Regions from separate parts of the Homo sapiens genome. Here regions 1, 2, 3, 4 and 6 are each linked to region 5. A link is a loop called in an ENCODE intact Hi-C map of the cell type or tissue named here. Cell type or tissue: mammary epithelial cell. All regions are shown on one strand. Region 1 overlaps DOK7 (docking protein 7). Region 2 overlaps RGS12 (regulator of G protein signaling 12). Region 3 has its middle 27 kb from the start of HTT. Region 4 has its middle 110 kb from the start of ADRA2C. Region 5 overlaps HTT (huntingtin). Region 6 holds the start of HGFAC (HGF activator).

Region 1 (5,000 bases), 370 kb after region 5:
TGGCAGGGGCCATAGCCAGAGTCCAAAGGGCCTTGGCCCCTCTGGGATTGGAGAGCCAGTATGGATGGGCAGGGCCGCTGCCTATGCCAGCTGTGAGCTGGTGCGGGGGGTGGGGTGGGGGGTGGTTCCCGGGAGAGCTAGGACACCTGTCGGGGTCCCATCTGCCCCCAGGCCCTCCCTGCGGCAGGCCAGAGGTTCAGTACTGGGGCTTCGGGAGCCACTGGGGAGTGGGTTGGCGGTGGCTGGGCACAGTGGGTGGGCCCAGCGTCCCTGTCCTTTGTCGTGTGGGAAGCCAGAGCTGCAGGCTGTAGTTGTCCTGACACAGGCAGCCTGTCCTGTCTGTTGTGTGCTAGGTTTGGGGGTGCCTGGAGGAGGGGGACCCATACCTTCCTTTCTGTCTGTGGAATTCCTTGGCACGGGCAGGCAGCCGGCCGGGGTGGCGCCGCGTGCTCACCCTCTAAGCCGGGGCACAGCAGGAGGACCCGTTTCCTTGGAGACCTGCTTATTTTGTCTGGGCCATAATGGAATGGGGACACTGGATGTTTTTCCTCTGAGGCCGTGGAGGTTCACATCCCTGCCGAGGTGTGGGTGGCCCCTTTTCCGCTGGTAAACAATCCCACACCTGGGGCTGTGCTTCTCCCCAGGGCGAGGCTACTGTGCCGTTTTCCTGGGCTGCTCAAAAGCTGGGGGCACTCTTGTGGGGCCGTCTGTCTTGCTGCTGCCTCTCCGGGGCAAGCTGTTAGAGCAGCCCCACCCGCAAACCTGCAAACCAGGCTGGCCCCACAGAACCTGAAAACCTGCAAACCGGGCTGGCCCCACAGAACCCACAAACCTGCAGACTGGGCTGGCCCCACAGAACCCGCAAACGGGGGCTGGCCCCACAGAACCCGCCTTTGCAGCTCAGTGCTGAATGTTCTCGTCCCCGGTGGTACCCTGGCCTGAGAGAGGAAGGGCTCTGGGAATTCGGTCACCGACGGCTGCACACCCCGTAGGGTAGGTGGGTTCTGGAGGCCAGGCTGGAAGGCTTGGCCGAGCCACCCATCCCTGTCCCCAGCAGGCCCTGCTGGGCTGTATCCTCCTGGAGACAGGCGTGGCCACCACCCTGGGTGGTTTAGGCTGGGTCTTAGACTCGGCCAAGCGGTGGTGTTCTCAACGCAGCACTGAGTGCAGGCCGTCTGGCTGGAGGGACGGGGAGTCTGCGGCACGTGTGGGCAGCCTGGGGCCTCCTGCGGGAGGGAGCCGGCAACTCGGGTGGTCCAGGGGCAGCGGCATCAGCTTCCTGGGGCTTCTGTAGCAGATGACCCCCAAGAGAGGGCCAAGTGTCCAGAACGGGTTCCTTCTGCAGCCTGGAGGCCAGAAACCCCAAATCAAGGGGTCCTCAGGGTTGGCTTTTTCCAAAAGCTCTTGGGGAGGACCCATGGGAAGGTCCTTCCTGCCCCTTCCAGCCGCTGGTGGCCCCGGCGGCCTCGGCTCGTGGCTGTGCCACTCCAGTCCCTGCGCCTGCTGGCTCCTGCGTGAGCCTCCTCTTCAGTCTCTTGCAGTCTGTGGACTTAGGGCCCACCTGGATGACCCAGGGTGACCCCATCCCGAGACCATCAATTCCATCCGCAGAGGCTCCTGTTCACAGGCCCTGGTATGTGAACACATTTTGTGGGCCACCATTTGGCCGACAACTGGGGCCACTGGGACGGAGAAATATCCAGAATCTGAATCCCAATAAGTCTGTGGGTGTCGTCACATTCAGTCTGGAGGTCACAGCTGGGCTGGAGTCGTGGGAAGGCCCTGGAAGTTCTTGGGTGTAGGAAATCCACATTCCCTCCTTCCCCAGGGACAGGTCCTAGCCTGGCCCCCGATCCCCAGAACCGCCTCACTTGGCCCCGCCACAGCCAGCTCTGCAGAGAGCAGAGAGGGTGACCCTGGCCCAAGGCGATGGCTGCGCCTCACTCATCCTGAGACACTGGGCGTGGCTGTGCATCACGGGGGCCCTGGTGGGGGTCGGGTGGAGACAGGCCTGGCTGGTCTTGGTGCCTGGGGGGCAGAGGTCTCTCTGTGGACAGCTGCCTGTTCAGAATGGGACAGGAGGTGGCTTGGTGACAGCAACCCCCGGGTCCCCAGTGTGGCCCAATTCCCCGTCTCTGTTGGTCACGGGCCTGTAGTGTGGACTCCTGGAGCTTGGCCCGAGCGCACTTGGCACATGGCAGGCGACGGTCTGTGGACAGCTCAGGTCTGCAGGCTCCAGCCTCACACACGGGCAAGTGACTGGGCCCCGCCTTCGGGGATGGACTGTGCGTGGTGGAGAGTGATGCAGAGAGGGCCACTCGCCCTGGGACAGGCTCAGCTTGCAGCACAGACGGTGGTGGGCCCCAGAGAGGGTGAGCCCACCCAGAGCCTAGGAAGGGAGGGCTTTGGAGGCGCAGGGGGACGTTTGAGCTGGGCCTTGAGGGTGAATGGAAGCTTTTGGAGGTGCCCCCTTTTTCCCCCCTTACCTGCTCTCTCCAGCTGGGTCCAGTCCAAGGACCATATCTGCCTCTTTGCCCAGCCTCTGGGGGCCGCCCGGAGCATTTGAAACTCATTTTGACTTTTAAAAATGATTAAGAATGTGGCCAGGCACAGTGGCTCATGTCTGTAATCCCAGCACTTTGGGAGGCGGAGGTGGGAGGATCACCTGAGGTCAGGAGTTCGAGATCAGCCTGGTCAACATGGTGAAACCCCATCTCTACTAAAAATACAAAAATTAGGCAGGTGTGGTAGCAGGTGCCTGTAATCCCAGCTACTCCAGAGGCTGAGGTGGGAAAATCACTTGAACCTGGGAGTTGGAGGTTGCAGTGAGCTGAGATCCCGCCATTGCAGTCCAGCCAAGGCAACAGAGCCAGGCTCTGTCTCAAAAAAAGAAGAGTAAAGAATGAAAACCTGAACTAGGAGGCTCTTGCTACATGAACGCGGCATCTGCCCAGCTCTGGAGAGCCCCCTGCCGGCCACCTTTGGCCACTGCAGCCTGCGGGGGCAGCCTGGACAGAGCTGGCTGGAACCCTGGCCTCTGTCAGGCAGCAGGGAGCGCCTTCAGCAGTTTCTCATTGCCGGGCGCTGGGCCTAGGGATCAGACGGTCCGGCCTCAGAGGCTGCGTGAGACTGAGTGAGGCATTTTCAGTCCTCAGAGGGTGCGAGGGGAGCCAGGAGGGGCACAGACCCCAGGCTGGGGGCACTGCGGGGAAGCTCTCTGGAGGGGCGAGCCTCAGGGGACTTCTGCAGGGTGAATAGGAGTTAGCTCAGCTGTCAGAGGGTAAGGGGTGGAGGGGGGTGAAAAGGGCACTTCAGACATCTTTGAGCACGAATGGGTGTCCCGAAGGGCTGTGTAGGAGCCCTGTTGGGGGGGATAGGAGGCGTGAGGGTGGAGGAGGAGGAGGAGACAGGGCTGGGTTGTAGAGAGCTGGCTAATTGGACCAGTGTTTGTTTGCACCATTGTCTCGGAGCAGCAGGGAGCCATTGAAGGTGCTTGAGCATGGGGAGTGTTTTATATGCTAATGTTGACCCCGGGGTGCAGATGAGCTTGGAGGAAGAGGCTGGCAGGGGCCAGAGAAGGTTCTGATTGAGGTCCAGAAGATGGAGGGCGAGGCTGCCCCAGGCAGCAGCTGCCTGGTTGGGGGATGGGAACCCTGTGGATTGCAGGAATGTTAACAAGGTGGTGATGGACAAGGGGAGGAGGGCCGGCCCGGGAAGGGGGGGCCTTCTAGAGTGGTGCCCCTGGACTGGGGCTGCTTCAGGAGGGCAGAGGAGGGGTGGGAGCCAACACCCACTGCCAGGCTCCAGGCCTTCCTCCACCCGAGACCCACTAGGTGGGGCCACTCCCAAGTGTACAAGAAGCTGCCACCTTGGGGGATGGAGAGGGCTGAGGGTCATGTTATCAAGACTTCTCAGTCCTGCCCATGCCTACCTGGCATGAGCCATCCAGGACACCCTGGTCACCCCGATGTTTGTTCTCTGAGGAGCTGGGATTATGAGCACTTAAGATTCTGACATCAAGGGGCAGCCACGAGGGCACTCAAGAATATTCAGATGGAAACCATCTTAGATCTAATTGGCTCATTAAATGTCTGCGTGGAGGAGCATTTTCTTTCTCAAGCCGGTGAGTCCTGGAGTTAGTGCAACAGCTTTTTCACTGGAGACGTGTTTCTCAGGAAGCAGGTGCGTCTGTAACGTGGGTGAGGTTTGCCTGCCGCTCAGCAACCCCAGCCTCTGTCCAGAGTTGGCGCCGCCCTGAGCCCCGCAGCTCCTGGCCTTCTGCTTGTGTTCTGCTGACTCTGTCCTGCTTCTCTGCGTCTTCCATGCTCTTTCCTCTTACCCTCACGCCTCCTATCCCCCACAACAGGGCTCCTATACAGCCCTTTGGGACACCCGTTTGTGCTCAAAGATGTCTGACGTGCCCTTTTCACCCCCCTCCACCGCTTACCCTCTAACAGCTGAGCTAACTCCTATTTACCCTGCCACACCTAGCGGCTGGCGGCTGTTCCCTGGCTGGCAATTCTGTGGGCCAGGGATCTGGACGGGGCTCAGTGAGGACAGCTCATCTCTGCCCCATGAGGTGCTGCCTGGGGTCCCTCGGGCAGTGGCATTTGGCTATGGTGGGGCCCAAAGGCCCAGGAAAGCACTGTGCCGGCTGTTGGCTGGGTTGCCTCAGTTTCCCTCCAGGAACCTCACCCTCCGATAGGACACCTTGGGCTTCTCAATAGGTTCCAAGAGAGCAGAAGCTGCCAGGCCTCTGACGGTCTTGGGGCAGGGCTGGGAGAGCATCCCTCATGCCACTTTATGCCAGAGCCATCACTGGCTGGCTTCGATTCCAGGGAGGGAGTGGACCAGCCTCTGGAGAAGGAGCGGCCTCTGAGGGCAGGGATAGGGGAAACAGAGTGGCCGGCTTTGCTGCAGTCACACCTGTGTGATATAGCAAAATGGGGCAGGCCCTGTTCTCCCCCCTTTCCCCAAACACACAGGCAAACAGGAAACAT
Region 2 (5,000 bases), 230 kb after region 5:
TTGTCACATCTGTTACTGGCCCTCGTTCCATGAGTTGATTTAGTGCTTTGCAAGAATTGTTTTCTGTCTGCTTGTTAGACTTTTCCTTTCTCCTTTACATCTCCAAAGTGCACAGTGCATCCACGTGTGGGCAGGCGTCAGACATCCTTTCTTTTGCCTGTGCTGGGAACAAGTTGCAAGGCTGACTGTGGAAGGGCCGCTCACCTGGGGCGTGGTCAGGGCTGCCAGGTGTGGTGGCTCACACCTGTAATCTCAGCACTTTGGGATGCTGAGGTAAGTGATTGCTTGAGCCCAGGAGTTTCAGCTCAGCCTGGGCAACATAGCAAGACCCAGTCTCTACAAAAAATACAAACATTAGCCGGGCCTGTTGGCACATGCCTGTGGTCCCAGCTACTCAGGAGGCTGAGGTGGGAGGATCACTTGAGCCTGGGAGGTCGCGGCTGCTGTGAGCCATGATCATACCTCTCCCTCCGGCCTGGGCGACAGAGTGAGATCCTGTCTCAAAAGAAAAAAAAAATTAAACTCTCTTATCACTGTCCATCTAAATAACAGAGAGAGGCTCTCTGAAAGAAATGATGTTTATCTGGGAGCAGGGCATTGGAGTAGGCAGATACTTGCCATGGTCTACAGTGCATAGCTGGGGAGGCCAAAGAAGACAAAGGCTTTTAAAGGAAAAATGAGGATCACATGATTGTTTTGAGATAATTATCCTTGCCACAAGGATCAGCACCAAGGATGATACCAGGCTGGAGGTGGGCGGGCGGTTGCTGGGCAGATGTCCTCACAGTGTGTTTTGAGTGAGGCTGTGATGGCCTGTGTGCATGGCTGTGATTTGCACATCTTTGTGATGGATTTGTTTTTCGCAGGCACACTAATGTGTGAGCCCTCCCTTCATGGCCCTCCCCAGCTCTGTTTGTTAGGGTTTTTAACACAAGTGATTCATTTTGATTCTGACAGCCTTAATCTCACAAAGCCATGGGTTCATTCCCCACCCTTCTCAAGAGCAGAAAATACAGAATAGCAAATCTATAATGAGAACAAAGTCACTCATTGCTTTAGCAGTGGACTGAACATTTCCCGTTATTGCTGTTGCCGCAACACACGTCTGCATGCCGTACAGGTGCCCTGCGCTCCCCATTGTTGGGCAGTCAGTCCCCCGTGTTGTGGCCTCCGTGTCGTGTGTCTCATGAGCACTGCCCAGCGCCTTCTCAGGCCTCCCCTCTGCCGGGGCCGCACACCTGCCAGGAGCCGGGCGCTGTGCTGGGCAGCAAGTTTTCAGACAGCATCAGACGAAGCGAAGGGCGCTGCTGCTGTCGTCCCATGGCAGTCCCCTGGGGGAGATTCCTCATGGCTGACAGCGGTGTCACTGGTGGGAAGGAAAAGACCCAAAGACTGGGAGAGAGGACGCTGGGGAGTCTTAACTTAGACGGGGGCTTAAAGGTCTCTTACAAGAGGGGTTGTTTGGGTTGAGGGGTCAGGGGAGGGAAGAACATGCACAAAGGCCATGAGGCGGGCGCCCGGGGTGTGGACCCAGAGCGTGGACACGGACGCCAGCCTAAGCAGGAGGGAGCGGGGGTGGCAATTTATCAGTCACCACAGAAGAGCACGCTGGCAGGACACTCAAGGTGCCTGCCATCAGGAGCAGAGACACCAGGAAGCCACATCTGTGTCCTAATGGGACCACAGGTTCCCTCCAAAGAGTGTCTTACAGGCTGATTTACAGAAGGCAGGAGCTGGCGGGAGCCTGAGCTGAGCCCCATGGGAGCAGCAGGCAGGTGCAGGCAGGTGCAGGCCGGTGCAGGCCAGTGCAGTCCGTTCTCCAGCCTCGGAGGCACGGCGTGCACGGGGGCCTGCTCCTTAGTTTGAAAACAAGCAGTTGTGCCACTAGTGCCTTGGAGTGAGCTGGCAACTGTGGCGCCTCAGCTTGGAGTGTGCTTGACACCTGTGTTGGCCGGTCCATCTGGCACCTGGCCGCTGTGCTTCTAGGCCTCTGCCTGCCGGCTGCCCTCTGCTGGGCATCGCCACTTTCAGGATGACAGCCTTAGAGCCTTCTCTCGGCCTGGTGGGGGCCCAGTGGTGGCGTCCCTCCCCGAGCATCCTCTCGTGTTCCCGGCAGCCACAGCCCCTGGGTGCTGGACCTCTCACCTGCCAAGAGGATAGTGACACCCCTCTGCCCGTCTTTAGGGGCTGTGGGCGGAGGGGAGGGTGGAGAGATGGGGGTGTGGGCAGGGACAAGGGTCGAGAGATGGGGGTGTGTGCGGTGGGGAGGGGACAAGGGTGGAGAGATGGGGGTATGGGGGGAGGGGACAAGGGTAGAGAGATGGGGTATGGGGGGAGGGAGGGTGGAGAGATGGGGGTATGGGGGAGGAGGGGACAAGGGTGGAGAGATGGGGGTACGGGGGGAGGGAGGGTGGAGAGATGGTGTGGGCGGAGGGGAGGGTGGAGAGATGGGGGTATGTGGGGAGGGGACAAGGGTGTAGAGATGGGGGTGCGGGGGGAGGGAGGGTGGAGAGATGGGGGTATGGCGGGGAGGGGACAAGGGTGGAGAGATGGGGGTGTGGGGGGAGGGAGGGTGGAGAGATGGGGGTGTGGGCGGAGGGGAGGGTGGAGAGATGAGGGTGTGGGGAGGGGACAAGGGTGGAGAGATGGTGTGGGGGGAGGGAGGGTGGAGAGATGGGGGTGTGGGGGGAGGGGAGATGGGGGTGTGGGGAGGGAGGGTGGAGAGATGGGGGTGTGGGCGGAGGGGAGGGTGGAGAGATGAGGGTGTGGGGAGGGGACAAGGGTGGAGAGATGGTGTGGGGGGAGGGAGGGTGGAGAGATGGGGGTGTGGACAGAAGGGAGGGTGGAGGATGGAGGTGTGGGCGGAGGGTAGGGGCTGCAGAGGCCCCGGGGTGTGGGGTGGTGTGGGGCTGGGCCGTGACAATGGGTGGGGTAGGAAGGACTTTTCAGTTGAGGAGGAGCAGCGCAGTGCAGGGAGACCCAGGCGGGAATGGGTCTGAGGACATGATGGGGTGTGTCAGCGTGGTGGTCAAGGAGAGGGGAGAGGCGGGAGGGTGGCCTGCTCCATCTGCTTCCAGAAAGGTGCAGGCATGCTGTAGGTTTCCCTAGGGACTCTCAAGGAATTGTGGCAAGGTTTTCTACAAGACTCTTATGCAGGTGGAGAGACAAAAGTAGCTGCAGAGCCTCAAAATCTTGACATAAACAGGTTCCCTTCCTTCAAGCCTGAAATTGGTCACTTAGGATTCCAAGTCCTCAGGAAAGCAGAGCTCCCAACTGTGATGCTTTTTGTTTTTAAGAGGTGGCGACTGATTTGCTGGAGCCAGCTTCTCATCTGGGGAAGTGTCTAGCATAATGATGGGCACAACATAGATGTTTGTCGAATTGAATTAATTCTGGTCATTTCCTGGAGGAGGAGAGACAGGATGTTTTAATAGCCAGTTATTTCCTGCGCCGGAGTTGGTTGGGTCTTCAGACACCAGCTGAATGCTTAGGGATTCTTTCATTTCCTAAAGTGCTTACAAAATTATGAAAAAGCACGACTTTGCTGAAAACCTGCCTTCATCTTTACTAATCATCATACTAGTCATCTTTACTCTCAGTGTACTGTGTCCACTTTCCAAGCACCCTTGCACGTGATTTCATTTGATCTGGGTAACAGCCTTGTGGGTGGGCTGCCGTCATCCTGTTCTGTGTTTACAGAGGTGGAGGCTTTGTCAGAGGCACACAGTTGGCAGAGCAAATACTTGACGATCCTGGGATGACTGTTTTTTTTTCAATTTTGCATGTTTTTCTTGTATAAAATATACCTAAGATTTACCCTGGGATGACTTTTAAATCTCTCTTTTTAAAAAGTCTTTGTTCCACAGTATTCCTTGATTTTCTGCTATGCCATGCATTGGACAAGACTAAACATCTCTTTGCAAAAGAATAACCTGATGCCTTTTTTCTTCGTGTTTAGGGCTCAAAATTTGGGCGGGGAACTGGACTCACTCAGCCTTCTCAACGCACGTCTGCTCGGAGATCATTTGGGAGATCCAAGAGATTCAGTATCACTCGCTCCCTTGATGATCTTGAGGTAATTTAATTTTCATTTTTCTTCTTTTCTCCTTCAAGTTTTAAAAAATGCAAGTCCACCTTGCAGATACGTCTGGCTGTTTTTTGAGTCCCTGTGGTCCCCTCCCCTCCTCCTCTGTAGTGGTAACCCCTGTTTTCTGGGGGACAGCGTCCCATGCACATTTGGGAACCTTTCTACCCTGCAATGTGTCTGAGCTGTCACAGGGCTTTCTGGGGTGCTCTTCTGTGTGCCAGACTCCAGTGAACACTTCTAGAAATGAGCTGGTTTAATCCCCACAAATACTCTACGAGGTAGGGCCTGTCATTGCCCCCTTAAAGACGGGGCGTGATCCACAGACATGGGTAAGTGTCATTTTGTGTGGCTCGTCTATCTGTGTTTCTTTTGTAAAGAACAATGAAAAGATTTTATTTTTTATAGCAGTTTTAGGTTTACAGAAAGTACAGAGAGTTCCCTTATGCCCCCACCCACTTGTTAAAAATGCGCCGTCGGGATCATTACGTCCTGCATTGGTGTGGGTGTTTGTTACAGTTGACAGGCCAGTGTAGACATATGATTATTAGCTTAGGTCCGCAGCTCACACGAGGGTTCCTGCCCGTGCTGTCCTCTCTGTGGGTTTGGACAAATGTCCGTGCCGTGCACCCACCGCTGTGTATCACCGAGAAAGCCGCCGCCCTGGAAATCCTCTATGCCCCACCTGTTTACCCTGCACCCTCCCGTTGAACTCTGACAACCACTGATCCTTTGACTGTCTCATTTGGCATGTTTTAAAATTTTATACAGGTGCAGCTGTATTCTATGTCTTCTTATTAATGTCTTATTCTAGAACATGTGTCATGTTTTCAAGATTTACTCCTGGACTTTCAGTCCAGTCCTTTTACTTGTTGTATGGCATTCTGCTATGAGTATATGACGATGATTGATGCCT
Region 3 (5,000 bases), 59 kb before region 5:
CACGAGAACCCTCACTGCACCGCCTCTGGAGACGGCCACGGCCACTGCAGGCTCTGTGGTCTCTTACCAGGAAGGGAAGCATTGCCTGGCCGTGGCCTCAGATGATTGGCTAAAGGCAATAGAAGAGTGAGATGTCTGTTCTTTTTTTCTAGAGCTGGTTTCTGTTTATTCTTTAGGAAGGCATTCCAGTGAAAGGGTATTAAGGAAGGGGCACACTGAGGCGAGTCTGACCTGTCCTGTCACGGCCAGGAACTCAGTTTTTAAGGTTTCTCTGAGGTCTCCTCGACCAAGAAGCGGTCCGCTCAGTTGGCAGGGGTTTTAGGATTTTCTTATGTACCTCAAGGGAGCAGTAAACATCACATCATAATTTTTTTTTTAACAAAAAAGCACAATATGCACTCAAAACAGTGTTTGAACATTTTAAAGAATACATATTATATACCTCTGTTAAATGAAAAACTTCAGCCAAATTAAATTTAAATGAGTTTAATTGAGCAATGAACGATTCACGAATTGGGCAGCCCCCAGAATCACAGCAGATTCAGAGGGACTCCAGGGATACCTCGTGGTCAGAACAAATCTATAGACAAAAAAGGGAAGTGACATATAGAAATTGGAGGTGAGTACAGAAACAGCTGGGTTGGTTGCAGCTCGGCATTTGCCTTATTTGGACACAGTTTGAACTCTCAGCAGTGTACGAGTGAAGTACGGCTGCTGGGATTGGCCAAGACTCAGGTACTGCCACAGGTGCAGACTCCCAAGTGAGGATGTCAGGGTTTCAGTCTTGTCTACCAATTAAGTTAGGTTGCAGTTCGTCCACAAGGACTCAAATAGAGAAGTATGGAGTCCTTCTCAGGCCATATTTAGTTTGCTTTAACAATTCCACCCTTTTGGTCATTTTCTCAATTTTGAGAGATTGACCAAAACTTTAGTCATTGATGTCACTATCACCATCGTAAATGTACTTATTTGGTCCTGAAACCCTCTGAGAAACAGTAGAACAGTGAGTTTTGCAAAGGTAGGAACAAGGACTGAGGGTACCTCCTTATGCTGGAACGTCCTGTTTATAGGGGAATCTGTTAGGATCTATGTGTTTCCTTAAAGTCTTAGTTTGATTATGTCACATTTAGCATGAGTGACTCCATTTTTGTTTGGCTTAGTCTGTTGGGACATAGTGCATGAGCTCAGTCCAAAACAATGGCCTCCCATAATTTTATTTTAATAAATTCCCCTTTCTGTCCAGGTTCTCACTTAGGTGAGTGTGGGCGGCAAGCCACCCAGCTGCCAAGGCAAGACCCCGAGGGCACAAGCTGTTCCAGTATAATAAAAAATATATATATAGAATAAGAATAGTTATACTAGGCCGGGCGCAGTGGCTTACGCCTATAATCCCAGCACTTTGGGAGGCCGAGGTGGGCAGATCATGAGGTCAGGAGATCGAGACCATCCTGGCTAACACGGTGAAACCCCGTCTCTACTAAAAATACAAAAAATTAGCCGGGCGTGGTGGCGTGCACCTGTAGTCCCAGCTACTCGGGAGGCTGAGGCAGGAGAATGGCATGAACCCGGGAGGCGGAGCTTGCAGTGAGCCGAGATTGCGCCACTGCCCTCCAGCCTGGGTGACAGAGCGAGACTCTGTCTCAAAAAACAAAAACAAAAACAAAACAAAACAAAACAAAAAGAATAGTTATACTAGAAATAGATTATAGATATGATTAGATATGACTATTATCAATCATTAGTTTGTGGCATTACTCTATTCCAATATTATAATAATCTTTGTTCTACAATTATAACCTAGGAAAAACCAGGCCATACAGAGATAGGAGCTGAAGGGACAGGGTGAGAAGTGACCAGAAGACGAGTGTGAGCCCTCTGTCACGCTCAGACAGGGCCACTAGAGGGCTCCCTGGTCTAGTGGTAATGACAGTGCCTGGGAAGGCACCTGTTACTTAGCCGACCAGGGAAGGGAGTCTCCCTTTGGCCAGGGGAGAGGGGCGGAGGGGTTAGAGAAGACTCTGCTCCACCATCTCTTGTGGAAGGCCTGACATCAGTCAGGCCCGCCCACAGCCATCCGGAGGCCTGACCATCTCCCTGTGATGCTGTGCTTCAGCGGTCACGCTCCTGTTTCACTTTCATGTTCCGCTCTGTACACCTGGCTCCATCTTCTAGATAGCAGTAGCAGAATTAGTGAAAGTGCTAAAGTCTTTGAAATGCATAGAAGAAATAATGACGTAGGCTGTCTCCTCTCTCTCTCCGCCTCGGCTACCAAACAGGGAAGGGCACCCTGTCCGGTGGACACGTGACTTGCGTGACCTGACCTATCATTGGAGATGACTCACACTCCTTACCCTGCCCCCTTGTCTTGTATCCAATAAGTAACAGGGCAGCCAGGCATTCGGGGCCACTACCAGTCTCCGTGTCTAGGTGGTAGTGGTCCCCTGGGCCCAGCTGTCTTTTCTTCTATCTCTTTGTCTTGTGTCCTTATTTCTGTGATCTCTCATCTCCGCAGGTGAGGAGAAAAACCCACAGGCCCAGTAGGGCTGGACCCTACAGGCGAGAGTGTGACCAAAACTTAGGGCCTTAGCACCACTCTCAGTTACCATCGTTTTGGGTTTCTGGTCTCAGCACGTCATTCATAGGTTACGGTGTCCTCATGGTCACACATTTCTTTCAGCTTCTGCCATTCCAGTTGAAGAGAGACCATTTGTTGTTCTAGAGATGGCTGCATGCAGACATTTAAAACCTTTGAGAGAATGCAGCGCACCAGGGAGACTATTATTATGATTACTGGGAGGATAATACCAAGAGTTTGCAGTATGCTCCTTACCCAGGGTCCCTATACACCAAACCACCCCAAATCAAATAGATCAGACAATGAGCTAGATAAGAGGCTACTCACTCAACTAAGTGGCCTTTTCATTAATCTCCCACAACTGAATCTCTATAATACCTGATGTATTTCTCCCTAGGCCACAGGTGCCAGCAGCTGCACAGGTACTACTTTTCTGTTTAGTCAATTCTATTATTTAGCATACCTTTCACAAGGGAATTGAAAGTCTGTTGTGTAACTATAGCCTTTACAGTAGAGTCTGCTATACAGCCTATCATGAGGGATACATTTCTGGTTATGGCCTCTTTTACTCTAAACCATGGAAAAGTGATGCCCTTCTGGAAGAGTAAAGCCCTCCTGGCAATGCCCTCTTTAACCCATAGTGTGGGTTAAGAGGAGTGAACCGATATTCTGTTTCTGACTGATTACAGGCAACATATGTCTCATTAAAGTTTCTCACCTACACTGGACCTTCATCTTTTATCTATCAAAGTATAAAGTTATCCGTGTATAAGGCTGGCTGCAAAATCCTTCACAAATGAAAGTATACCCCATAAGTGCACACAACAGATCGTCTTTTCATTTCTATTATTCATAGAGGCATAAGCAAGGAACAGATACTCAAAGATAAGAGTCTCATGGCCAGGCGTGGTGGTGCATGCCTGTAATCCCAGCACTTTGGGAGGCCGAGGTGGGCGGATCACCTGAGGTTAGAAGTTCAAAACCAGCCTGGCCAACTTGGCAAAAACCCATCTCTACTAAAAATACAAAAATTAGCTTGGTGTGGTGGCAGGCACCTGTAATACCAGCTACTCGGAAGGCTGAGGTATGAGAATCGCTTGAACCCAGGAGGCAGAGGTTGCAGTGAGCTGAGACTGCACCACCGCACTCCAGCCTGGGTGACAGAGCAAGACTCCATCTCCAAAAAAGAAAAAAAAAAGAGAGTCTCATGACAGTAGAAGTCTTGATCCACGATCTTAGCAAAAGCCGTTCACATCAAGGATGCCATCTTCTGGGGAGAGACTTCCTTGGCTTTACCTTAAAGGTTCCAATGGGTGTACAGTTCCAGGAGTGTGGATGGACCCTTCTCAGTTGTGAGATTATGAACCCAAGTTTCAAGATCCCTAAGTTTTGTTGCAGTGCGGATGGCAAGGACAGTCTTTCTCTGATGTTCTCAGAAGATCCAGTCTTCGGGTTCTAGAATGCAAAGGGTTTGACCTCAGTGAACCATAGAAAAATATACTGTAGCATAATAACCTACTGTTAAAACATCAGCCCTCTTAACATGCGAGAGCTTTTATACAACCCGGAAAACATGCATTGAAAATGACGATTGAATAAAATCCCTTTATAAAATATGTAAATAGCCCAGGGTTATAAACTATTTTAGCAATTTGTAAGTTATCACACACACACACACACACACACACACACACACACACACACATATACACTTTTTTTTTTTTGAGATGGAATCTCTGTCACCCAGGCTGGAGTGCAGCGGTGCAATCTCGGCTCACTCCAACCTCTGCCTCCCACACACCAATGTATTTAATTTGGATTACTTTATCTTTTCCATGATGAGTCACGAAATGCAGAACTTTTAATAACAAAAGCTTTAAGGACTCAGGAAGGACAAGGTGGCCGTCCTGGTTCTCCGTGAGTCCATACTTAATTAACATTAGACTTCAGTCCTCTTGAATCCCAGTTGCTTCTCCAAATTAGGTGCATTGCACGGATAACTGATGGGTTATCACAGGTAATTTGACTTAGACCATGGATTTCATTCAAATTGTATATCTGAACTATTTCAGTGTCAGCTGATTTAAGATGAAAATCTGGCAAACTCTTTTCTTGGTATTCAATTAATTTTTGTTCTACTTGGGTTAGCAGTTCTATAAGCCAGTCAGTCTTTTCATTAAAGTTCCAGGAATTCTTACCCAGTTCAAATGATATGATTCTAAAGTTATTAGAAACCTGTATTCCAAGACTGATTTTTAGGGTCCTTTTCATCCTTTTATGAATCTCCTAAAAGACACCATACTTTTGAAGTTTTCAGAAACCGCACCAGCATTAAGCAATTAACTGTGGAAATGACTTTAAATAGTCATAGTTAAAAACACAATTGACAAGGAAATTTGGTTATTTCTATGATTTACAGTAACTT
Region 4 (5,000 bases), 770 kb after region 5:
TGTAAAGCATTTGGGGGCAGAAAAATGGGGATAGGGAGAGGACCACAAAACAGGTCAGACACTCTTCCCCTAAGGCTGCAGCTTGGGGAAATGCACAAAGTGAAGATTCCTGAGTAACCAGTGCCCACACTAGGGAACCAGCACTTCAGGAGCCCCCTCGGGCCCCGCCTATTCCCACAGGTGATGCCAGTTCTGACTCACAGCACAGATTACTTTTGTCTGTTCTTCTACTTTGTGTAAATGGAATCAGGTCTCAGAACTTTCAACATACTGAAGTATTGGCATGATACCAACAAAAATATGAATATTTTGGTACTTAAAAGCAGCCCTGTATCCTGGAAATATACATCTGGAATACAGGGATGCAGAAAACCCTTATTACACTCACGAATAGGTCCCCCATAGAGGAAGAAAATTAAACTATAAGGTCATGCTTAAGTCACAGGGAGAACAAGTTATCTAAGAATGGAAACAGAGTTCACACCCCGGCTCAGAAACATATGGCATCCACTGACCTGTGATGAAGGCTCCCAGGGAAAATGCCGGGCCAGCTGAGGGGGCAGGAGAAGCCGGGGGTGGGAGTACATAGAACACGATCCTGACACTTAAAACAGTGAGGAAGACTCTATTCAAGACTATCGCAGCAGCCGTCAGGATGACCACAACAGGGAGAGATTGAGCTCAACGCCGAAGACCACGAGGACAAGCGGGAGTCTCTAGCCAAGGAGGAGGGGGTTCATAGCCCCTGCCACAAGGACTAGTGGGGGCTGATAGCCAAGGGCCTCGGGGGATGGCAAAAGACTGAGATGAGAAGTTAAGGGCAGGAGATTCTTGCTGAAGGCGGCCGAGGAGTCAGAACTCACAGGTGGGGGATGAGGAACCGGATCATTCACGGAGGGGAGAGATAGCAGAGGTCAGAGGTTCTCCCTAAACCAGCAGAGATGAATCCAAAGCCCCGGGTGGAGGCCCGGTGGCAATGAGGTATCAGAGGAGCCAGGAAAGTCTGGCCAGGAGGAGTCTGCTAGGGCTCAGCACTGAAGCGCCACGGAAGGAGTCTATAGAGGCTGCAGCTGTGTTCCGGTTCGGAAGCCGAGGAGGAGCGCGTGAGAGCCACAGCCCCGGCGCGAGAACCACAGCCCCGGCGCGAGAGCCACAGCCCCGGCGTGGGAACCACAGTCCCGGCGCGAGAGCCGCAGCCCCAGCGTGGGAACCACAGCCCCGACGCGAGCAGCTCAGCAGGGCCCACTTGTTTCCTTATTAATTTTTACTTTCAGCCACATGCAATTAACAGTGTATTGTTAATTTGCCAACAATAACAACAGGCTCAAATCAGCCATGACCACCCGCCGGCGGGAGGGGCCTCCCTGCGTGGAGTTGGCCTCTACCCCAAGATCTGCATCCCACACTCAGGCCTGCTGCCCTCTGGCCTCTGCCCAGGCTGTGCCCTGGACCCAGACGCTGCTCCCTCAGCCCAGTCCTTTTGGGTGTCTCTGACCTTCCTTCAAGATGCACCCAAGCAAGGCGACCCCTGTGCAGGAAGGGCCCAGCCCTTTGACTGGGCAGGCTGCGCTCTGTTCACTAGGTACCCATGTTGGGTAGGGACCTGTGGCCACAATCCTGGTGTCTCCCACCCCTGTCCAGAACAGGTGCGGACTAAGCGTCTGCTGCGCTGCCAGGGCGCTGTCAGGATGGCGCCCAGAGGACGGGCTGCTGCCCTGGGGCTGCCTGAGGAGGGTCCGCAGAAGTTCCCTCTCGAGCGGGAGGAGGGGATTTGCATATTCACTTAGAAGGATGAAGCGCTGCGGGGAACCTTCCCACCCCCAAGGAGCTGTTCTGCCCAGATGCTGAGCTGGGAGCCGTCCCTCCCCCGGCCACACGCCTGCAGGTGACCCCCCTGCCCCGCCCCGCCACCAGGCCTGGGCACCCCAACCTCCACCCCTGCCAGAGGCGCCTGCACCGGGTTCCTCCTGCAGATCTGCAAACTCACGCCCGCCCAGCTCAGGCTCTGCAGCCCAGTTCTCATCGTTTCACGGGCTGAGGCCGGCTCCCGCGCAGGAAGGCGGGGTTTGCTGCCACCTGCTGTCCATTCGCCATAAGAGGTGGGACGCACGTTCACCTGAGAGCTTGGGGAGGAGAGAGGAAGGAAGGAGAAATTGAGGGAGGAGAGGGGAAGAAGGGAGGAAAGAGGGGAGGGGAGGCAAGAAGAGGTGAGAAGAGGACAGGAGGAGGAAAGAGATGGGTGACGGGGAGACGGGAAGGAAGAGGGAGGGCCTTCCTGGAAGAAAGAGCTGGATAGGCCTTGGACAGACCTGGGCTTAGATTCTGGCTGTGTGACCTTGGGTGGTTAATCAACGTCTCTGGGCCTTATTTCCTTTATCCACAAAGAGGCGATGACAAAGCCTCCGCCTCCATGAGAGCAGCCATGAAGTGTCATGATCCCTGCTGAGGAAACCGAGGCTCCCAGAGGCGGACGGTGGAGAGGTGGGGCCGCACCGCTGGCTGCCTGAGTCCTGGAGCCCCGGACACCCTTCAGTGCAGCGAGGGTCTGCCGCCATGCCCCAGGGTCTCCTTGGAGGCTAGAAGTTGTCTGTTTCTCACCCCTGGTGTTACATTGAACCAAAGATGGCACCACAGCCCACGGGCGTAACTTTTTATATTTTTAAGTTGGATACATGGAGCTACTTGGCGTTTGCTTCCATCACATCGTTGAGGAAAGAGGTGGTTGCTTATGGTACCCCTGTTTTTACTGCAACCTGCAATGGATGAGAACCTCCCTGTTGCAGAGAGCAAAACACTGAACTAAATTGTGCTGTAACACAGCCCTGTGTTGGGGGATTGGGAGTGATCATGCAAACGCTTGCAAATTTGCACAGTGACAGAGACAATCGTTTGGGCAGCTGTTCACTATATGAAAAGGCAATTGACCAAAAGTCAGTTACTGAGCTATCTCAATATGTTCATTTTATTTTAACTTTTGGCAGCAGGCTGCAATTAAAGGAGAGAAAGAAAACAAAGTGATAAGTGTAAGATAATGTACACACATGTGTAAAAGAAAATGACAAGACAGGATGACTATTTGTCTCTTGGTTAGCTCCTTGGGCTCTATGTCTCCTTCCTCAGAGAACCTCGTTTTCCTTTGTCCAAATTTGTTAGGGTGGATAATCCACGCGCCTGCTCCCCCATGATGGAAGCCAAAGACGTCCCTGGAGCCGCCTCCCGCTGCACCCTTTCCTGCACTGCCCACATGGACACAACTCAGCTGATTAGACTTCCTCTCAGAACTTTAGTCTTGAGCAAAGGAATTAAAGGGTGAAGTGACTGAAGGTATGCCCTTCCAAAGTGGTACGTGAGCTAATGGCTAAAGTTTGCCAAGCCCATCTAAGCACTTTTTTTCGTAATTTTTATGTATTTATTTTTTTGAGACAGAGTCTTGCTCTGTTGCCCAGGCTGGAGTGCAGTGGCATGATCTTGGTTCACTGCAACCTCTGTCTCCCGGCTTTAAAGGAGTCTCCTGCCTCGGCCTCCCCAGTAGCTGGGATTACAGGCATACGCCACCATGCCTGGCTAATTTTTTTTTTTTTTGTATTTTTAGTAGAGACAGGGTTTCACCATGTTGGTCAGGCTGGTCTCGAACTCCTGACCTTGTGATTCACCTGCCTCAGCCTCCCAAAGGGCTGGGATTACACGCGTGAGCCACCGCGCCCAGCTTCAAAAAGTTTTAAGCAGAGCTCAGAGGTCTTAACCACAGGCACATGGAAGGAGCATTTTTGAAACACTTTCCAGCTTCCTCAATAGGAATGGAAGCCAAACTCCGAATTGATGACTCCTTTGAGGAAGTTGAGAGCTGTAAGGCAAGCCAGGAACAGGGGCAAGGGAGAGATGTGTCCCGAATGATCCTGTGCCGATTGTTTCTGGAATCCTCGATGTGATCTCAGCTGCTCTTTCTATACATGACACAGTGATTGCGGCACCCACTGGTCTAGCTGTGGTCTACAAGGAACCCCCAAAGGGAAGGGCACAGTGAGAAGGGGCATCGGCCTGAGTGACAAGGATTTGAGAGGGCAGGTTGGATGCAGGGAGACGACTGGCCCAATGCCATGTGTCTGGACTTAGACTGCCTGGTTCAAATTGGACTTCACCCTTTTTGACTTCATGATCTGGTACAAGCTACATGAAACTCCGTTGCGCCTTTTCTAGTCTGTAAAATCATCATGAAATGTGCACTAATAACGTGGAGACTATGCAGATGAAATGAAACCAGCTGTATAGAGCACAGAGCTCAGAGCCTGGCCTTTAGGAAGCCCTCAGTAAGGGTTCACGATGCCATGGTGTCTGTCGTCATCCTCTTTATCCTCATCATCACCTTCATAATCCCTTTGTTGTTCTTAGGGAATAGTTTAGAGGGACTGATTCCCTGCTATCATGGGTGAGGAGGTGTCTATCAAAAGGACAACCAGTGGGGGAGGAAAGCAAAATTTTGAATAAGATTTCTGAGACCCCCAGCACAACCAAGAACAGAAACTCCACAGTCTGCTGAGCACAGAGGTTGCATATTGGTCTCCTCACATCTGCCCACTGCACTCTCCTGTTTGTCCTGAGGATGAGGAAACAAACAAGGCTCCCGACCGTCCCTCAGCACTCACTTGAAGGGGTGGCCTTCCCCTCCACCCCTGTGTGTATTTCTAGTCGGGTGGATGAGAGACTGAGAAAAGAAATAAGACACAGAGACAAAGTATGGAGAAACAACAGTGGGCTTAGGGGACCGGCACTCAGCATACCAAGGATCTGCACCGGCACCGGCCTTGAGTTCCCTCAGTTTTTATTGATTATTATTTTTATTATTTCAGCAAAAAAGAATGTAGTAGGAGGGCAGGGTGATAATAAGGAGAAGGTCAGCAACGAACATGTGAGCAATAGAATCTATGTCATAATGAAGTTCAAGGGAAGGTACTATGACTGGACGTGTACGTAAGCCAGATTGATGTTTCTCTCCACCCAAA
Region 5 (5,000 bases):
AAAATACAAAAATTAGCCAAGTGTGGTGGCGGGCGCCTGTAATCCTGGCTACTCGGGAGGCTGAGGTAGGGGAATCGCTTGAACCTGGGGGTGGAGGTTGCAGTGAGCCGAGATCACGCCACTGCATTCCAGCCTGAGCGACAGAGTGAGACTTTGTCTCAAAAAATAAAAATGAAATAAAATTGGGCCGGGTGTGGTGGCTCACACCTTAGTCCCAGCACTTTGGGAACCTGAGGCAGGTGGATGCTTGAGACCAGGAGTTTGAGACCAGCATGGGCAACATGGCAAAACGCTGTCTGTACAGAAATTAGCTGGGTGTGGTGGTGCACAACTATAGTCTCAGCTACTTGGGAGATTGAGGTGGGAGGATTAATTGAGCCTGGAAGGTTGAATCTATAGGTAGCTGAGATTGTGCCACTGCCCTTCAGCCTGGGCGACCAAGTGAGACCCTGTCTCAAAAGAAAAACAAAAAAACAAAAAACAAACCACTATTATCGACTATATATTATTGTCTATGATCCCTCTGCTGTGCTGTCGAATACCAGGTCTTGGGCCCTTATTTCCATCACTGAGCAAACTTCACTCTGTTAAGCAGCAGGTGTGGGATTTCATCGTTATTCAGTAATTCACAATGTTAGAAGGAAATGCTGTTTGGTAGACGATTGCTTTACTTTTCTTCAAAAGGTTACTCTTTATTAGATGAGATGAGAATTAAAAATGGTAACTTACTTTATATCTTTATAATTGAAGCCCACTAGACCTTAAAGTAGTTACCAGATGTTTTATGCATTTAAATGGCCTTTTCTCTAAAATTAGAAAGTAACAAGGAAAGAAAATGCTTCGTTTCTATGCAACCCTCTTGGTGACTAGTATGTGACTCTTAATGCAACCCTCATTGCACCCCCTCAGAATGGTGCCCCTCGGAGTTTGCGTGCTGCCCTGTGGAGGTTTGCTGAGCTGGCTCACCTGGTTCGGCCTCAGAAATGCAGGTAAGTTGTACACTCTGGATGTTGGTTTTTGTCGGGGGCCAGCTGCTACTGATCCTTTATGTCTCAGCTCAGATGTCATTTCAAAAGTCTGCTCTGCCCTCTCCAAATTGCAGTCGACCTTGCCCTGTTTATGTTTCCCTCATAGCACTAATCCATGTCAGAAATTGTCACGTACAGTCTATCTGTGTGCTTGTTTATTTTCTATCCCACCCTTCCGCAAGAGACTTATGGGATGTGTGCCCCAGGACAGCAGGGGTCTTACTGTCTTATGCTCTGTTGCAGCCCAGCAGCGATAACAGTGTCTGCACATAGTACTTGCTTAAAAGATACTTGCCAAATTGTTGAAGGTTGAGGTACCAATTTCATTATTGCTGACTATAGGAGTTATAGCAAAATATCCATTTGTCTGTTACATGAGTTAAAAATATGGTTGTTGCACTGTGAATAGTTTGGTTTAGTCAAAACAGTTGTATCTTAACGGATTGAGAAACAAAAGCAGGACCACTTTTCATCAGCTCCCTCCTTCTCCTTAACCAGCAATACATGCTGATGCTGATATCCCATAGACCCTCAGCTCCATCCTGAGTCACTGGGAATGTGGTCTAAACCCTCACTATTAATATGAACTGAGTTTCAATAAGAATCTTATATGGGTCGGGCATAGTGGCTCATACCTTTGATCCCAGCACTTCAGGAGGCCAAGGCAGGTGGATTGCTTGACCCAGACTAGGCAACATGGTGAAACGCCGCCTCTACAAAAAATACAAAACTTAGCCAGGCATGGTGGTGCGTGCCTGTGGTCACAGCCACTCGAGAGGCTGAGGTGGGAGGATCACTTGAGCCTGGGAGGTGGAGGTCGTGTTGAGCCAAGATCGCACCACTGCACTCCAGCCTGGGCAACAGAGTGAGACCTGTCTCAAAAAAACCAAAATCCAGAAAAGAACTTATATGGCTGCAGAGGTATAATCACTAAGGAAATTTCCTTTTGTATAATCTTTTTTCTTTTACTATCATTTAAAAAAATGTGTTATATTTCTGAAGCAACACATCCAGGTTCTGCACATAGCAGCCAAAGTGACCTTAAAGAATATAACTGGGTCTTGTCATTCCCTTATTTAAACTCTTGTACCCATTTCCCAGTGCCGTTTAGATAGAGATTCCAGACTCGTCAATGGCTCTGTCACCTCAGACACCCTGCATTGACTCATTAGTCTGATTAGAGTCAGGTTTTTCTTCCTCCTGATGGTTTTTTTTTCCCCCTTAGTTCTCAGCGGAACAGTCACTTCCTTAGGGAGGTTTCCCCAGCCACCCTCTGAGGCCGTGCTTGTTGCCAGACTCTGCCACTAGAGGGCAGGGCTGCACCACTCCTGGCACCTCGCACCCGGCCTGCCCTGTCACTCTGTGTGTTGGGTGAATTCCTGTGATCTGTGACTCACTGCTCTGTGTCCTACACATTCGGCTTTTCTTCTCTCCCCACAACCCCATTTTATAATTCTCCTTTTTCAGGAAAGCTTTATTCCCATTTAAAAATTTTTGTTTTTAAAATGGTATTTTCTTACACTTATTTTCTAATTAAAAATGAGTGTTTTAAGAAGTATTATGATTTACTGCAAATAATTTTTAAACCCAGCCTTTTAGATCCTCTGTGATCATAAGAGAAATGAAGGATGTCTCCCAACACTTGAGCTTCATCCACATTTCATCCTCCTGTTCTTTCAGCTGAGTTTTCCCCATCCCATTAGGGACTGTTGGAATATAAAACTGGCTTTTCCCTAACAGGGAATGAATTGCTTCTGTTTCTCCTGAAGGAGAGCTGGAAGAATGACTTGCGTTCTTTTGCATACACAGGCCTTACCTGGTGAACCTTCTGCCGTGCCTGACTCGAACAAGCAAGAGACCCGAAGAATCAGTCCAGGAGACCTTGGCTGCAGCTGTTCCCAAAATTATGGCTTCTTTTGGCAATTTTGCAAATGACAATGAAATTAAGGTATGATTGTTGCCTCAGGTCACAAACATGCGAGTGATGCTGTGAGTGAGTCTGTGGAGGGTGAGGGCTTCTGAACAGGGAGTCCTGTGGGAGTGCTTCTTGGGGTATGTTGTATGTCGTAATTTAGACTACCATCATTTGTGTTATTTTTGAGGCACCTAAGGACTTCTTTCCACTTCTCATTTCTTACTGTGGGGTGAAGAGTTGAATTGGGAGATGGTTTCTAGATGCAAATTGAAAAGGCATTTTTCCAGAGCAGATTTGTTTTCGGCGTACTAGAGTGACTCTTTAACCTAGCTGCGGGAAGATGACTGTGCCAAGACTGCAGGTAGGAGAAAGCTCACTGACGAGGCCTTGTGGGTCTGAACGTCCTGCAGCTATCAGAGCCTGTTGGCTTCCTGTTGTGCATTCCAACAAATCATCTTCAAACCCACTTTAGTGTTTTGTTTATAATGTCCAGAAATAGTGACCCTGTCACATGCTCTACAGATTACAGGATTCTTAGCCTCTTCCTTTTTGGTAGGTCAGTCCTGGGTTTGAGCCCAAGTGACCCTCCTGGGAGGTGATGATACACACTGGGTAGAGTGGAATCAGATGGACTTGGATTAGAATTCTGTCCTCTTTACTAGTTATTTTCCTCTAGGCAAACTGCCCAACAGCTCTAAGCTATTTCCTTCGTATTCTGAAAAATAAGCCTTAATGGGACCCATATAGGGCAACTCTGAGAGTAAAATAAAGGAATATGTGTTAGAGTGTAGCATAGTCACCCACGGGAAGGGCTTAGATGTTAGCTGCTACTGCTCTTATTAGCTGAATGATTTGGAATAAACTGTTAGCCTCTCTCATGTTTTTTCTCTTGAGCTTCGAAGTTTTCTTGTTAATACTAAGGAGATATTCAAACTAGTCATGGGGTTTTGGAATGACGAAGGGAGATGATGAATCTAAAGAATTTAGTGTAATATTTCTTCATGCTCAGTAAATGGTAGTTTCTGCTGCTGTTATTTTTATTACCATCTCTTTGGAATGGGAGTAGGTGCTCCTTTGTGGTCAGAGGCTGTGAGAGCTCCACAGCGCCAGTTTGCCCATCTGTACACTGGGGTCTGTTGAAGGCAGTCCCCTCTGTGATATCTCTGGCTGTCAGAGCTCAGATGATAGATGGTATTTTTGTACTCTTAGTTCTCATCATTTTCATGATTTCGATCACCATTTGAGTATGATGATGCTAACACTTTGTTGAACGTAGAATCCGTTAATTACTTCCTTCCTGAACCTTTGGCATTAAAAAAAATCTATTCTGCTACCTCTCTGCTCATTTATGGTTATTCAAATTTATTATCAAGAGCCTGGTACAGTGGCTTGTGCCTATAATTGTAGCTACTTGGGAGGCTGAGGTAGGAGGATTGCTTGAGGCCAGGAGTTTGAGACCAGCCTGGGCAAGATAGTGAGACCCTATCTCTAAAAAAACTGAAAAAAAATTAGCTGGACATGATGGCATGTGCCTGTGGTCCTAGCTACTCAGGAGGCTGAGACAGGAGGCTCGGTTGAGCCCAGGAGTTGGAGTTCGAGGCTACACTGAGCTGTGATTGTGCCACCACACTCCAGCATGGGTGGTAAAACAAGATGCCATTTCTTAAAAAAAAAAAATATATATATATATATTATCAATGAAATTCAGTAGTACCAACAGGATTATAAACAAAGATAGTAGTTCCCTTCCTACTTTTTCTCTTAATCCTTGTGTCTCACAGGCAAACATAACTCTTAGTATTTCTTCCAATATTTACTTTCATGTTTCTTTCTTTCTTTCTTTTTTTTTCTTTGAGATGGAGTTTTGCTCTTGTTGCCAAGGCTGGAGTGCAATGACGCAATCTTGGCTCACCACAACCTCTGTCTCCCGGGTTCAAGCGATTCTCCTGCCTCAGCCTCCTAGTAGCTGGGATTACAGGCATGCATCACCACGCTCGGCTAATTTTGTACTTTTAGTAGAGATGGGGTTTCTCCGGGTTGGTCAGGCTGGTCTCGAA
Region 6 (5,000 bases), 340 kb after region 5:
TGTGGGACAGGGACAATCCCATCCCCACTGCTACTGTCTGTGCTGTGCTGGGCACAGAGCTGGACACCTCCAAGGCCCAGCGCCCGTAGTGGCTCTCATCATGGACAATTCACAGGCAGATGGTGGCCAGCTCTGTGGCCTGCAGGGACTGGGAGCGGCGCCAGACCATCTAGGCCCCAACCTATCTGCATTATCCTGGAAGACTTCCTGGAGGAGGCTTCTAAGCTGAGGCCCAAGGACCATGTCAGGTCTAGGACTAGGACCAGTGCAGGCCGAGGCCAGAGAGACAGCTGGGCTTCCAGGTAGGGTCAAAGTGAGGTGGGCAGCAGGTGTGGGGGCCAGGGGACTCGGGGACTTCCTCTCCGGCTGGGCCCGCCTGACGTGGGAGGCAGCCAGGGTTAATCATTTCCACGAAGCCTTGACCCCACCTGCCTTGGCCGCTCTGCTCCCGCCTCCCACTGCCCCTCAGGCCAGCTCAGGAGCCATGGGGCGCTGGGCCTGGGTCCCCAGCCCCTGGCCCCCACCGGGGCTGGGCCCCTTCCTCCTCCTCCTCCTGCTGCTGCTGCTGCTGCCACGGGGGTTCCAGCCCCAGCCTGGCGGGGTGAGCACTGACCTTGTCGCAGTGCGACCAGAGGTTCCCAGTGGCTACTTGGGGTCCTTGGGAGGAGGCCAGAGGGAGGGTCGCCACAGAGCGTGGGGATTTGAGGGGGCGGGGGTCCGAGCAGGGGGCTTACGTTGAAAGCTGGCCCTCACAGGGCAGGTGGGTGCTGGACTGGCCTTGGAGGCTGGGGCCTGGGCTCACGGAGCCCCACCTGGGGGCTGTCATCCCTGTGCGGCCTGGCCTGGGCCCCTATGGGTCTGGGGGCTGCCCCCTCTCTCTGGACCTCTGTTGGGTCTGGATGCGTGAGGTTGGGGGAACCTCCCAGGGCCTCCTAGCTGCTCCCATCACCAAAAACTGACGTCAGGGTTTAAGCTTGGTGGGTAGCAGTGCCTGGGCCTGGGCAGTGACCCTGAGCAGGTGTTAACTAGGGGCCGAGGGCGGGGAAGGTGTCAGGGCCTGGCTGAGGCCTCAGGAATGTCGTGTGTCCTCCTGGAACCTGCTCCGAGATCTGGGGGCCCCAGTATGGAAACAGGCTCAGGGCTGTGACCTCCTGCCCGGCAGGACCTGAGTGTGAGGGTCTGTCCCACACTGACACCCTTTCTGCTCCTCCTAGAACCGTACGGAGTCCCCAGAACCTAATGCCACAGCGACCCCTGCGATCCCCACTATCCTGGTGACCTCTGTGACCTCTGAGACCCCAGCAACAAGTGCTCCAGAGGCAGAGGGACCCCAAAGTGGGGGGCTCCCGCCCCCGCCCAGGGCAGTTCCCTCGAGCAGTAGCCCCCAGGCCCAAGGTGGGTCAGGTGGGCCTGGGAGGAGGTGTCGTGCTTCACCTTAGGGCTGGGTGGGAGGAGCATGGCTGCGGCTGGAGGTCCTGAGGGGCTCGGGTGCCCCTCGAGGGAGCCCTGACCCTGCCACCCCCTCCCCACAGCACTCACCGAGGACGGGAGGCCCTGCAGGTTCCCCTTCCGCTACGGGGGCCGCATGCTGCATGCCTGCACTTCGGAGGGCAGTGCACACAGGAAGTGGTGGGTCCGGGCAGCCGGGGCACCCGAGCTGGGGTCACCTGCCCCACGCTGCCTGCTTTTCTGGGAGCCGGGCACACAGTAGGCGCTCACCACGCAGCAGGCGGACCCAGTGAACCCAGAGACCCTCCAGGGTGGTGGGGTGGGGTGGGGGGCCTCTGCCTGGGACCCCCATGCACGCAGGTGTCGCCCCCCAGGTGTGCCACAACTCACAACTACGACCGGGACAGGGCCTGGGGCTACTGTGTGGAGGCCACCCCGCCTCCAGGGGGCCCAGGTGGGTGCTGGGTTGGGTAGCCTGGGGCGGGCAGGGGGCACTGGGCCAGGCCAGAAGGGCCAAGGGGAGGATGGGGCGGACCCGGGCAGGGGTCCTGGCTGGAGGGGAGCAGAAGAGGAGCTCTGGGATTAACCCCGGTGGGTGCCACTTAGGGCCAGAGCCTCTCCCAGGTGGGACCTGCGTCTCATGGTGGCTGCGCGGCCATCGCTGGGGCCAAGGCGCCGCCTGGTGGTGAGGCCGGGCCCTGCAGCCACACAGGCGTGCCCCAGGCAGGGGACAGGTGGGCAGGGTCTGTGGGGTGCGGTGCCAGCCGCCCTGCTCACATGGGTCCTGGGACACATGGGAGGGGTCTGCTGCCTGACAGTGTGGGTGTCAGGCTTCCAGGAAGCCACGTGCACAGCTGGGCCAGTGGCCCAGGTGTTGAGTGGGGGACGCTGGGAGGAAGGGGAGGTCTGTGCCCCTCCCAGGGACCTTGCACCCCGAGGGGCGTAGAGAGGGCCCCTTTGCTCTCAGAGCCCCTCACTGGGGCCTGATGGACGCCTTAGCAAGCAGAGAATGTCACAGAGGGACCCTGAGCCTCCCAGTCCGCCCCTCACACCCCCTCCCGCATGTCCCCAGCTGCCCTGGATCCCTGTGCCTCCGGCCCCTGCCTCAATGGAGGCTCCTGCTCCAATACCCAGGACCCCCAGTCCTATCACTGCAGCTGCCCCCGGGCCTTCACCGGCAAGGACTGCGGCACAGGTGAGCTGGGCCTCGGAGGTCCGCAGGGGTCCAGGGGCCGGAGCAAGTCCCCGGAGGATGGGAGAACAGGTGGCTCCCGAGTGCAGGGCAGGGGCCCTGCACGGGGACAGCAGGTGGCAGGGTGTGAGGGCTTACTGTGCACCCCTCAGAGAAATGCTTTGATGAGACCCGCTACGAGTACCTGGAGGGGGGCGACCGCTGGGCCCGCGTGCGCCAGGGCCACGTGGAACAGTGCGAGTGCTTCGGGGGCCGGACCTGGTGCGAAGGCACCCGACATACAGGTGCGCCACGGGGTGTGAGCCGTGCCACTGACCCCTGACGGGTGTCCCTGTCCACACCCGAGTGGGAGGAATGGCCTGAGGTCACCCAGAAACAAGGGACAAGGGGTGGACCCCGGCCCCGACTCCGCTGTCGTGGGGCACTGCGCGGCCCCTGGCCCAGCTCCTCGGCCCTGCCCCCAGCTTGTCTGAGCAGCCCTTGCCTGAACGGGGGCACCTGCCACCTGATCGTGGCCACCGGGACCACCGTGTGTGCCTGCCCACCAGGCTTCGCTGGACGGCTCTGCAACATCGGTGAGTGGGTCAGCCCCCCGGGGTGCCCTGGGGCAGTGCCGGGTGGACCCACCGTGGGCCGGCCTCACTGCCCCTCTGCCCGCAGAGCCTGATGAGCGCTGCTTCTTGGGGAACGGCACTGGGTACCGTGGCGTGGCCAGCACCTCAGCCTCGGGCCTCAGCTGCCTGGCCTGGAACTCCGATCTGCTCTACCAGGAGCTGCACGTGGACTCCGTGGGCGCCGCGGCCCTGCTGGGCCTGGGCCCCCATGCCTACTGCCGGTCAGCACCACGCCGCTCCAGGCCGCCGCATGCGGGGCAGGCAGGATTTGTCCTGGGGAGAGGCCCCCCGGCTCCCTAGGACCCAGGCGGGGCCAGCTCCGTCCAGACAGGCCCCGGAACCTCTGCCTGGGAGGCTGCCCGAGGGAGGGCCACTCTCTTCCCACTGCTCCAGGTGCGGGGAACCGCCCTGCTGGGGGTTCCGATGCCCCCTCCCCATGCCCTCTTCGAGGGGCAGTGTGACTCCCTGCCAGCCCCCACTTATGCACCGCAGGAATCCGGACAATGACGAGAGGCCCTGGTGCTACGTGGTGAAGGACAGCGCGCTCTCCTGGGAGTACTGCCGCCTGGAGGCCTGCGGTGCGCGGCTGGCGGGGGGTGCTGCCTTGGGCCCCACCGAGGTCACAGCAGTTTTCCCCGTGATCCTCCTAGCCCCTCCGCACACCTGGCTACTGCATCTCTGACAAATGGGGAAACTGGAGCTCACGGGATCAGGCTGGTCCAAGGTCACGCAGTGGGTCGGTACTGGGGTCACAGTGGGGAAGCAGCCCGCTGCAGGGGGCTGGTCACCAGGCGACGGCCTCGGGGTGGCACCTGCCCAGCCTGGACCATGCCCAGGATGGCCGCAGAAGCCTTTCAGGGAGGTGCAGGGAGGGCAGCGTGCAGGCCCCCCAGAGGCCACCTGCTTCCTGCCCTGGGGAGAGGCCCCCCGGCTCCCTAGGACCCCGGCGGGGCCAGCCCGGGGCTCTCATGTGGGGGTCTCTGACTGTGCTGGGGCTGGCTGTGGGGTTCCGGGCTGCTGAGGGGGCCACAAAGGCCTCCGTGTGTCCAGCCCCTCTGGCCCTCACAGAGCCTCGGGATCGGGCATCAAACCCCATTCTACAGATTTGGAAACTGAGGGCAGAGGTGAGTGGGCGCCAGGGCCTGAGCAGCGTGGACAGGGGGTCCGGCCATGGCCCTCTGCAGCGCCTCCTGCCGGGTAGGGCCTGTGTGTGGAAGGGGGCTGGCCCTGTGAACCCCAGGGGTGTGACCCGGTGACCTTTGCTCCCAGAATCCCTCACCAGAGTCCAACTGTCACCGGATCTCCTGGCGACCCTGCCTGAGCCAGCCTCCCCGGGGCGCCAGGCCTGCGGCAGGAGGCACAAGAAGAGGACGTTCCTGCGGCCACGTATCATCGGCGGCTCCTCCTCGCTGCCCGGCTCGCACCCCTGGCTGGCCGCCATCTACATCGGGGACAGCTTCTGCGCCGGGAGCCTGGTCCACACCTGCTGGGTGGTGTCGGCCGCCCACTGCTTCTCCCACAGGTGCACCTCCTCTGGGCCCCAGTCACCTGCCCTGAGGCCCCACACACCATCCAGCGTCACTATGCGCCTGTCCCCACCCGCTTGCGGACCCCATCCCGGTGCCTCTGCTGACCCCTTCCCGGGGTCCCCGGTAACCCTCTCTGACCCCTCTGGGTCTTGGGGCTCAGTCCTGAGCTGGGCATGCATGGACACTCCAGAAACCCTGTCCCTATTGAGGGAGGCC

What was found. Peaks named below come from ENCODE experiments on the same cell type or tissue, not always from the same donor. Only the 100,000 strongest peaks of a DNase experiment are listed, where the experiment ranks them.
Region 1: a loop joins it to region 5, with 9 times the contacts of the local background. A loop is called at or near these places in 14 of 110 quality-filtered maps.
Region 2: a loop joins it to region 5, with 28 times the contacts of the local background. A loop is called at or near these places in 15 of 110 quality-filtered maps.
Region 3: it touches region 5 in a loop (6-fold over the local background); 14 of 110 quality-filtered maps call a loop at or near these places.
Region 4: it touches region 5 in a loop (38-fold over the local background); 8 of 110 quality-filtered maps call a loop at or near these places.
Region 6: a loop joins it to region 5, with 12 times the contacts of the local background. A loop is called at or near these places in 32 of 110 quality-filtered maps.

Annotation. Positions count from the first base shown.
Region 1 is chr4:3,477,725-3,482,724 of GRCh38, forward strand. All of the region lies in intron 4 of DOK7 (docking protein 7), which reads left to right. The region is part of intron 1 of LOC105374355 (vegetative cell wall protein gp1-like); the gene reads right to left. Among named protein-coding and RNA genes, the nearest start is that of DOK7, 17 kb to the left of the region's middle. RefSeq lists enhancers at 2,216-2,807, 3,027-3,994, 3,995-4,961. In mammary epithelial cell, a CTCF peak has its summit at 2,978 (motif pointing left); a DNase peak (open chromatin) is centred at 2,977.
Region 2 is chr4:3,338,979-3,343,978 of GRCh38, forward strand. RGS12 (regulator of G protein signaling 12) reads left to right here. Exons shown (of 18, transcript NM_001394154.1): 3 at 3,959-4,075. Among named protein-coding and RNA genes, the nearest start is that of RGS12, 48 kb to the left of the region's middle. In mammary epithelial cell, a CTCF peak has its summit at 2,006 (motif pointing left); no DNase peak of the experiment used is centred here.
Region 3 is chr4:3,045,669-3,050,668 of GRCh38, forward strand. It overlaps HTT-AS. Among named protein-coding and RNA genes, the nearest start is that of HTT, 27 kb to the right of the region's middle. RefSeq lists an enhancer at 2,042-2,401. In mammary epithelial cell, a CTCF peak has its summit at 1,906 (motif pointing right); no DNase peak of the experiment used is centred here; H3K27me3 peaks cover 124 bases.
Region 4 is chr4:3,878,707-3,883,706 of GRCh38, forward strand. It overlaps the pseudogene OR7E163P. Among named protein-coding and RNA genes, the nearest start is that of ADRA2C, 110 kb to the left of the region's middle. RefSeq lists enhancers at 796-1,353, 1,354-1,909 and a silencer at 2,108-2,167. In mammary epithelial cell, a CTCF peak has its summit at 2,077 (motif pointing left); no DNase peak of the experiment used is centred here; H3K27me3 peaks cover 823 bases.
Region 5 is chr4:3,104,448-3,109,447 of GRCh38, forward strand. It overlaps HTT (huntingtin), which reads left to right. Exons shown (of 67, transcript NM_001388492.1): 5 at 910-989; 6 at 2,838-2,976. Among named protein-coding and RNA genes, the nearest start is that of HTT, 32 kb to the left of the region's middle. In mammary epithelial cell, a CTCF peak has its summit at 2,338 (motif pointing right); a DNase peak (open chromatin) is centred at 2,344; H3K27ac peaks cover 425 bases.
Region 6 is chr4:3,441,518-3,446,517 of GRCh38, forward strand. It overlaps HGFAC (HGF activator), which reads left to right and starts at 451. Exons shown (of 14, transcript NM_001528.4): 1 at 451-601; 2 at 1,215-1,395; 3 at 1,533-1,629; 4 at 1,824-1,903; 5 at 2,522-2,644; 6 at 2,794-2,925; 7 at 3,106-3,216; 8 at 3,302-3,476; 9 at 3,748-3,833; 10 at 4,525-4,777. The coding sequence starts at 485. RefSeq lists a silencer at 1,981-2,030. In mammary epithelial cell, a CTCF peak has its summit at 2,149 (motif pointing left); no DNase peak of the experiment used is centred here.